Regions from separate parts of the Homo sapiens genome. Here region 1 is linked to region 2. Evidence: chromatin contacts called from ENCODE Hi-C data. All regions are on one chromosome and are shown on one strand. Each heading gives the region's core, a stretch centred on a gene start or an enhancer-like site at or near the end of the contact. The rest is flanking DNA. Distances are from core to core; before and after follow the strand shown.

Evidence for each region. Hi-C counts contacts between places; a loop is a spot of excess contacts on that map. Pooled maps may share reads with other maps.
Region 1: a map with no recorded cell type shows a loop between it and region 2 (21-fold over the local background). The contact joins two enhancer-like sites. A Hi-C loop is called at or near these places in 3 of 37 single-sample maps with no recorded cell type and 3 of 50 pooled maps.

Annotation. Positions count from the first base shown.
Region 1 is chr10:132,568,756-132,573,448 of GRCh38, reverse strand. The region is part of intron 1 of INPP5A (inositol polyphosphate-5-phosphatase A); the gene reads right to left. Among named protein-coding and RNA genes, the nearest start is that of INPP5A, 33 kb to the right of the region's middle. RefSeq lists enhancers at 35-803, 1,024-1,073, 1,084-1,233, 804-1,573, 1,734-1,873 and 2 more. Within about 2 kb of position 1,393, at least 20 of the 41 ENCODE cell types and tissues checked have a DNase peak (open chromatin) inside an H3K27ac peak, as active enhancers do.
Region 2 is chr10:123,389,124-123,393,605 of GRCh38, reverse strand. The region is part of intron 6 of LINC02641 (long intergenic non-protein coding RNA 2641); the gene reads right to left. Among named protein-coding and RNA genes, the nearest start is that of LINC02641, 43 kb to the right of the region's middle. RefSeq lists enhancers at 642-751, 852-1,111, 1,262-1,641. Within about 2 kb of position 1,330, at least 2 of the 41 ENCODE cell types and tissues checked have a DNase peak (open chromatin) inside an H3K27ac peak, as active enhancers do.

The DNA.
Region 1 (4,693 bases), core at 144-2,643, 9.2 Mb before region 2:
ACGGCACGTACACCCCAACATCTCAACAAAACCTCACACGGCACGCACACCCCAACATCTCAACAAAACCTCACACGGCACACACACCTCAACATCAACAAAACCTCACACAGCACACACACCCCAACATCTCAACAAAACCTCACACAGCACACACACCCCAACATCAACAAAACCTCACACAGCACACACACCTCAACATCAACAAAACCTCACACAGCACACACACCCCAACATCTCAATAAAACCTCACACGGCACGTACACCCCAACATCGCAACAAAACCTCACACGGCACACACACCCCAACATCTCAACAAAACCTCACACGGCACACACACCTCAACATCAACAAAACCTCACACAGCACACACACCCCAACATCTCAACAAAACCTCACACGGCACGTACACCCCAACATCGCAACAAAACCTCACACGGCACGCACACCCCAACATCTCAACAAAACCTCACACGGCACGTACACCCCAACATCTCAACAAAACCTCAGTATCTACAAAAAGTAGCTGTGTATGAAATAAACCGAGCTGATGTTTCTTTAAACAAGTTCTTTCAATGGGATTCCAGAGGCCCAGGTCTTGCATTTCAGCAATCAGCAGAGCAAGGGAAACACTCCAAGGCACGCTGCAGACAGACGCCCAGCAGAGGCAGGGCCAGAAGCAACACCAGGTTAAGTGGCACAAACTTTCCCTCAGCAACAGTGTCCTCTGAATCCTGTCCTGTTATAAACGCTACCGAGTAAAGCCAGAACAAGCACACTAGCCCATTACCAGGACTAGAGCATGAGAACCAGCAGTACCAAAAACACTTCCCAAGGGCTAGACACATGAAAAAGAGCAAACGGCACATCCCCACCAAGAGCCCTGGGTCACGCTGCTTCACAGGGAAAGCAGCCCTGGGCAGCCTCAGCATCCCTCCCAGGGAAAGCAGCCCCGGGCGGGCGTGCTCAGCATCCCCCTCCCCCAGGACAGCACCAGCACAGCCCTACGAAAGGCCCCACCCCCAGAAACCACGACTCCTCCCAGGCAAGCTGTGCAGCTCAGGCACCTCCCTGCAAAACAGAAGCTCAGGGAAGGCCTCTGGTCCAGGTGAGGGGCCCCACACCAGGGGCATCTTGCCACCAGGGGCATCTTGCCACCAGGGGCATCTTGCCAGCTGAGAAACTCCGACATTCTTCTGAAGGCCCCCCCATGGGCCACAGGCGTTTTCCTCTGAGTATCACAATGGTCCCTCCGGCCAGCCTCTCGGCACACCTGGGCCAATACCCTGTGGGTTTCCGGCCAGGCTCTTGGATGAGTCACCTTTTCCTAGACTATCTGCGGTGCCAGACATGAGCTGTCAAATCCCCAGTGTGTAAGTCCCAAGAGGGCTCTGCAGGCTCGTCCTGTGCTGCATGCTACTCAGCAGGCCTGAGTCTCTTCTAGTCAGGAGGGACCACAGGAAACAGTGAGACAGAGGGGCACAGCAGTGGGGGACAGAGGTGGTGGTCAGGGTGCGGCCCACTCTGCCTCTAGCCCAGTCGGTCGTTAACAAGCTCAGATGCCAGAGCCAGCCCCAGCTCAGTTCACACCCTGCCCCCTCCACCTGCTACCGCAGGGCCTCACACTGGCTGCTCACTCGCTAGCCCCTGTCTTTCCATCTGTGCAATGGAGCAACACAGCACAGGCATCAGGGCTGTGGAGATGATAGGTCTCCCTTCAGACACTCGAGGTCCTTACAGCACGCACGTCAGGGCTGCGGGGATGACAGGTCTGCCTGCAGACACTCCGGGTCCTTACGGCACAAACGTCAGGGCTGACATACCTAGAGACACACCACATCCTTACAGCACTATCTGGCACATAAAGGACATAAATATCAGCTGCACTTTTTTTAAATTTAGCTAAGCTCCTTAATAGCTCTGTGTAGTCCAAAGTTGGTGGTTTTGATTATCAGTGGTCCTGAGTGACCCAGAACCACACACAGCGGCAGGAGCTGGGCCTCTGTGTTCACCCAAAGGGAACTGAAAGAAGCCCTTCCCCGCAGCTGGGGAGGACAAGGCCCAGACAGGCCCATGTGGCAGAGCCCGGCGTGCCAGCAGAGAGGGTAGGCAGGTCCCAGCAGTGTGATGAGGGATGGGTGTGTCCTTGCGCCAATGGCCCTCCTCCTCTGCTCGGCAGGAGCCTCTGGCCTCGCTGCTTTGCTAGGCGATCTCTCCTTTTCTCCCTCTTGCTGTTCACCTCATTCAGCAAAAGGCACCTGCCTCATGCTGCATTCCCAGGTAGCTGCTGTCAGGGCCAGGGAAGGTGTCCAAAGGGCCCAGGGCGGAGCCCACGGTGAGGAGGGCCCAGCAGGTGGGCGTGCACTGTGCCCAGCTGGACCTGGCCAGGCAGCAGGAGGGGTTTGGAGAATGTTCCAACGCCCCGAACCCACGGGAGTAGGCTGTGGTGGGGAGGGAGTGCCTCGTTTTCATCCCTCAGCCCCCACCCACCAGGAGAGCCAGGCAGGCTGCTGCCGTGTGATGCGCCGCTGTGCCGATGAGAGGCGACCTGAGAGCAGCAGCGGCCGGAAGGACGGCCCTCTATCCACATCGCAGCACGAAGCTCACTGGCACAGAACACCCCCACCTCCTGCTGTCCTGGCAGCCCAGAAACACCCAGCACCAGCCAGTCACCCAGAAGTGTCACCACCGTATGGGTGTCCCCAGCCACCACTTCCAAATGGCTCAGTTGGTCCCTTGGTTTTATTGTTGGTGCACTGGAATTCTTACAAAAAAAAAAAAGTGTTTTGGTACTTAGAAACACAAGAGCTGAAAACGAAATATTCAAAGCAAACACCCACAATGAAGATTCAGTGGCCAAGTTGCCCAGTTCTCCCATGAGTCTGTGTGTGGTCAGCACCAGCAGCAGCACCAGGCCAGCGGGGGTTCAAGGACCCAGTGACAGCTAGAGAAGCCTTGCCACCCCTTTCTCCCCTCCCCAGACAGGATCGCAGAGGGACTCCACATACCTCGTCGGAAGGAAAACCCTCCAGCTCCACCCGAACTCCTCCCGCTTCCCAGGGCCAGAGATGAAACTGATGGATACGAAGGTGCCCACGGGGCATCCACAGAAGGGCTACAGTTAACAGTGAGCCCAAATGGTCATCTGGTTCTATGAGAGCTCACAGCTCAAGGCAAACGTGCAGTCACCAACAAGAAAATATCAGCAGAGCGCAGGCTCACACCTGTAATCCCAGCACTTTGGGAGGCTGAGGCGAGTGGATCACCTGAGGTCAGGAGTTTGAGACCAGCCTGGCCAATAAGGCGAAACCCCGTCTCTACTAAAAATTCAATTAAAAAAAACAGTGGGGGCCCAGCGCGGTGGCTCACGCCTGTAATCTCAGCACTTTGGGAGACTGAGGTGAGTGGATCACCTGAGGTCAGGAGTTCGAGACCAGCCTGGCCAATATGGTGAAACCCCATCTCTACTAAAAATGCAATTTAAAAAAAACAGTGGGGGCCCAGTGCGGTGGCTCACACCTGTAATCCCAGCACTTTGGGAGGCCGAGGTGAGTGGATCACCTGAGGTCAGGAGTTTGAGACCAGCCTGGCCAATATGGTGAAACCCCATCTCTACTAAAAATTCAATTAAAAAAAAACAGTGGGGGCCCAGTGCGGTGGCTCACACCTGTAATCACAGCACTTTGGGAGGCTGAGGCGAGTGGATCACCTGAGGTCAGGAGTTCGAGACCAGCCTGGCCAATATGGCGAAACCCCATCTCTACTAAAAATTTAATTAAAAAAAACAGTGGGGACCCAGCGAGGTGGCTCACGCCTGTAATCCCAGCACTTTGGGAGGCTGAGGCAGAGAATCGCTTGCACTCAGGAGTTCGAGACCAGCCTGGGCAACATACTGAGACCCCGTCTCTACAAAAAATAAACAAAATTAGGCGGTCATGGTGGCACATTCCTGTAAACCCAGCTACTCAGGGGGCTGAGTTGGGAGGATCCCTTGAGCCTGGGAGGGAGGTGGAGGCTGCAGTGAGCATTGATCCCACCACTGCACTCCAGCCTATGCAACAGGGCGAGACCCTGTCTCAAAGAAACCAAAAACAAACTAACAAAAAAACAAGCAAAATGCAGAAACATTTACAAGACCATGTCAGCTTCATATTAACAGAAGAAACCATGTGAGATAAAATTTTTATTATTTTTAACCAAAAAGAATTGACAATCCAAAAGAAAAACATGTAGAAAGTATAAGAACTTAACACTCTCTGCTGTATGGTGAGAATTAATCAGATGCTCAATGTTTAAAATAATTTCAAAAAAAGAATACCAGTAAGACCAACATGGAGAAACCCTGTCTCTACTAAAAATACAAAAATTAGACAGGCATGGTGGAACATGCCTGTAATCCCAGCTACTCGAGAGGCTGAGGCAGGAGAATCGCTCGAATCCAAGAGGCGGAGGTTGTGGTGAGCCGAGATCGTGCCATCGCACTCCAGCCTGGGTGACCGAGCGAGATTCCGTCTCAAAAAAAAAAAAAAAAAAAAAATGCCGGTAAGAACATATTGTGATCTATGTTGCCTTGCTCTTTGCAAATATATGTAGTAAACTTACATAGTTTTGACAATACAATTTCTGTACTTATTCACTAAGCTTCAATTGTCTCAAAAAAATTCTTTTTTGTGTTTTGTTTTGTTTTGTTTGA
Region 2 (4,482 bases), core at 81-2,580:
TGTATAAGCGTGTGTGATCTCTGTTCCTCTGCCATAATGTGTGTGTGTGTGTATGAGTGTGTGTGATTTTTGTTCCTCTACAATAATGGGTGTCTGTATGTGTGAGTGTGTATGAGTGTGTGTGATCTCTGTTCCTCGCAATAATGAGGGTTTGTATGTATGAGTGTGTGTGATCGCTTTTCCTCTACAATAATGGGTGTGTGTGTGTGAGTGTGATCTCTGTCTGTTCCTCTACAATAATGGGGGTGTGTATGTAAGTGTGTCTGAGTGTGTGTGATCTCTGTTCCTCTGCAATAATGGCGGTGTATGTGTGAGTGTATGTGTGTGATTTCTGTTCCTCTGCAATAATGGGGGTGTGTGTGTGAGGGTGTGTGATCTCTGTTCCTCTATAATAATGGGGGTGTGTGTGAGTGTATATGAGTGTGTGTGATCTCTGCTCTTCTACAATAACGTGTGTGTGAGAGAGAGAGATCTCTGTTCCTCTACAATAATGGGGGTGTGTATGTGAGTGTGTATGAGTGTGTGTGATCGCTGTTCCTCTACAATAACTGGGGTGTGTGTGAGTGTGTATGAGTGTGTGTGACTCTGTTCCTCTACAGTAATGGGTGTGTGTCAGTGTGTATGAGTGTGTGTGATCTCTGTCTGTTCCTCTACAATTAAGTGACCAGAAGCAGGTGGCTTCAAAGGTGAATTAATTCTCTGCTGGAAAAATTGGGCTAGAAAAATCTAGTCATTAGGAAACCAGAAAAGCAAGAAATGTAACTTCTGCTCAATGAAAGTGAACTGAATTTCTATTGAGGCCCCCTTTCTCTAAAACTCATTTTCAACTAACTCAGTGCTGTCAGCCAGCCCTGGGGCTGTACTTGGGGCTTACGTGTGGCTAAGATGTCAGGCAGCGGGGTCTGGTCCTTGTTGTCATCTCACTGCATGGCCACAAACATGTTCTCATTCCCTGCTGGTCTCAGTTCCTGAGCCAGTCCTGATGATCCATGGAGACTCCTACCTCGCTCCTGCCTCCCAGCTTAACCAAATGGTCTCTCTCCCTCTCCACCCCACCACCACTCCTACTGTCTCCAACCCCTCTTCGACACCCAGGAGCCATCTGGCTGCTTCTGTACCTCTCTGGGGACTCTCAACTTCCCTGCACTGAGACACCCACACCTGGCTCTTTCTGCCCTATAGCTCTTGCACCGTAATGAGTCAAGGGCAGTACTGAGATTTCACAAGTTCCCAGGCCTTCCCCAGGGGAATTGGAGGTGCGTGTCTCCTCTGCTCTCAGTCCCCAGATCCAGAGAGGGGTCTGCTTCTCCTTCCCTTCCCACAAGCACCAAGGCTCTCTCTTCTTCTCTCACTTCTTCTTTCAATCCCCTCCAAAAGTTATCTAGCCACAGGGCAATAAGAACTGGCTTTGACTGATTTGCATTCTTTCAAATATTTTCCTGTGCTAAGACCTAAGCTGCTGGAAGTCAAAAGCAGATTATTTGTATTTTTGCTCTTCTGCTGCCTATACTAGAAGATGGAAGAAGGAGAGGAGGAAATGCCAGAGAAAGAAGCATGGATAACATCGCAGAATACCACACCCTACCCAGGTGGGAAGACAAGTCCAGGCTCCTCAGGTTTAAGTGGATATCCAGTCCCGTGGTGCTGCCAGACAACTGTCTTGGGTACATCTGGCCACCACGTGCTGGCTAAGATATGGGGGGACCCCTGGGGAGCACTCATACCTGGCTTGCATCTCAGCTGTTCCTTCCTCCCTGCGTGACAGATCAAGCACCTCCCCCCGAACCTTGGCTCCTTACGAGGACTGCTGGGGCCACAGCGATAGCATGAGAAGCAATCAGGGCTTGGGACCCAAAAAGAACCACGGAGACTCCCCAATGGTCCCACATTTATTCTCTTCCACGTGGTCTGGATAGAAAACTAGAGAGAGTGTGGACAGCACTTGCCTCCGCTGAAAAAGTAACTCTCACCCTCTTCCCCCAACTCAGACTGTTCCAGAACAACCAGAGGCGTAGAGCCACACACTCCTCTCAGCCAGCCTGTGAGTGAGGCTGAGTTGCACTAAAGAGATTGTGCAGGCGCCGCCAGCTTCCCAAAGGCAGACTCTTCCCACAGCTGCAAACACTCCTCTAAGAACTCACCCACCCTCGCAGCTTGACCAACGTTCTCTGCAACTTCCTAGAAGATGAAAACATACCCTCCAGCCCTAGCTGTTCTCAGGTTTACTTTCTGACACCCCCTTCCCAGAGAGCTCCCATTCTCCCAGGGGCCTCCCTTTCCAGGGGTCAGCACTTAACCGTTGTCTCCTCCCAACAAAGCCTAAGAGAGGGCTCCCTGACCCGCTGGCCCAAAGGCCTGGGTCCCGGGCCGCTCAGTCCTTCCATTTTGTCTTCCACAGCTGAGCCCACTGTTCCCTAGTGGATCCGCCTTCCAATGCCACCACCTTCCCTTCTACGAAGTCCCAGCCAGGGGATGAACTACAGAGGCAGCCCCTTCCCCATCACCATTACTGTCACTGACTGGCTGTGGGCCTTCATGCTCTTCCGGGTTCTGGTTGGACGGTAGCCAGGGAAAATGCAGGGGGTGGGGTGCCGTGACAGGGAAGTCACCTGCAGCCCAGATCTGCTGCGTCCCAGGGTGTGCACTAGAAAGTGAATTGTTTCTTGTTCTTTTTTTTCTTTGTTATATGCTCTAGGGAATAAAAGGAATTTTCTTCCTTACACCCACCTCACCCCCAGCGGGACCAGACTCTTCCTGTCTGAGATTTCCTCACTCCCTGTGGGGTTCAGGGGGTACAGACACAGGTTTTGGGGGTTTTAATCTCTGGAAAGAAGAGAACTTGTCAGGACCTCCAAGAGACCTCCCTAAACAGAACCTGTTTTTGAATAACCTGAGGGTATTTCTCTAGGTCATCCCTGAGGGCAGGGGAGGGTCAGGCTCTCGGTTTCAAAGATAGGCTGGGGATGGGGGGCCTACCTGGACTGGAACAGGATGCACTTTTGAGGGTCCTGTGAGTGGTGGGCACTGGGACCTCACCTACCTGGGAGGACCCCTGTGGAGACAGTGCCAGGAGCCCCTTGTGGCCTTGCTCGGGATCACAACCTCTGAGAAACCTTCCAGTGGGCTGGGAGAACCTGGGCCAGGAGTTACCGGTGGTGAGTGAATGGCCCTGGCCTGATCTGCCTGAGGCCTCACCTCCCAAGGCCTCACCTGCCCATTCTTGAGTTGCTTACCCCCTGAATCTCAACAAAGTCCCCGGGAAGAGAAGAGTGGCCCTGGGTGACCGCTGGGGGATTCTTGCCAAGTGGTCAAGTTGAAACCAGGTGGGATTTCATGTGGAAACATAAAGAAAGAAAACGTTTCTTTGCATCTCAAGTCTAAGGGTGGATTCATGTTTGGCAAATGTTATCCCACCTCTCCTATGATTCCCATTTTACAGATGAGGAAATTAAGGCTCAAGGAAAGTGAGTAACCCCCAAGTTCACTGAGTACAGTCAAACGCAGCTTTGTCTGACTACAAAGAACATGCTTTTTCAGCCTCCCCACATAGTTAGCAGATATCAGTTAGCACAAAGCTATTTAGTGGCAGGGTCCAGGCCAACATCTGGGACCATGCTGGTTTCAGAAATGGGGCGATTCTCTCTGGAGTCATCCTCTTGGGAACAGACTGGCCCCAGAAGTTCTTCTAGACCTGCAACTGGATGCCCTCAGCTCTCTAAGTCACTGTCCCCCACCTGTGGAGTCGGTACAGTGAGACAGGATTTATCCTTCTCATGAAAATGTTGAGAATGACATGAGAAAATGTGCACAGAAGCACTTTAGAAATTAAAAGTGATTGTGTTAGGCTAATAATGCCCCCACCGAAATATATCTACATCCTCATTCTTGAAACTTGAGACTGTTACCTTATATGGCATTAAAAAGGATGAACCCTTACAGATATGATGTGACTAAATTAAGGATCTTGAGACAGACATTATCTTGGATTATTTGGATGGTCCTTAAACTCAAGCACATGCATCCTCATCTGAGGGGTCAGAGGAAGATTTTATACACAGACACAGAGGAGAAGGAGGTGTGACCACAGAGGCAGAGCCTGGGGTGACATGGCCACAAGCCAAGGACTACCAGCAGCCACCCCAGCTGGAGGAGGTAAGGAATGACTTCTTGCTTGGAACCTCCAGAGAAAGCACAGCTCTGCAGGTACCTTGATTCCAGCCCAGTGATATATGTATTAGTCCATTTTCGCACTGCTAATAAAGGCATACCTGAGACTGGGTAATTTATTCAGGAAAGAGGTTTAGTGGACTTACAGTTACACTTGGCTGGGGAGGCCTCACAATCATGGCGCAAGGCAAGAAGGAGCAAGTCACATCTTACATGGATGGCAGCAGGCAAAGAGAGCTTGTGCAGAGAGGAGACCCCTGTTTTAAAAACCATGAGATCTCATCAGACTCACTCACTATCATGAGAACAGCAGGG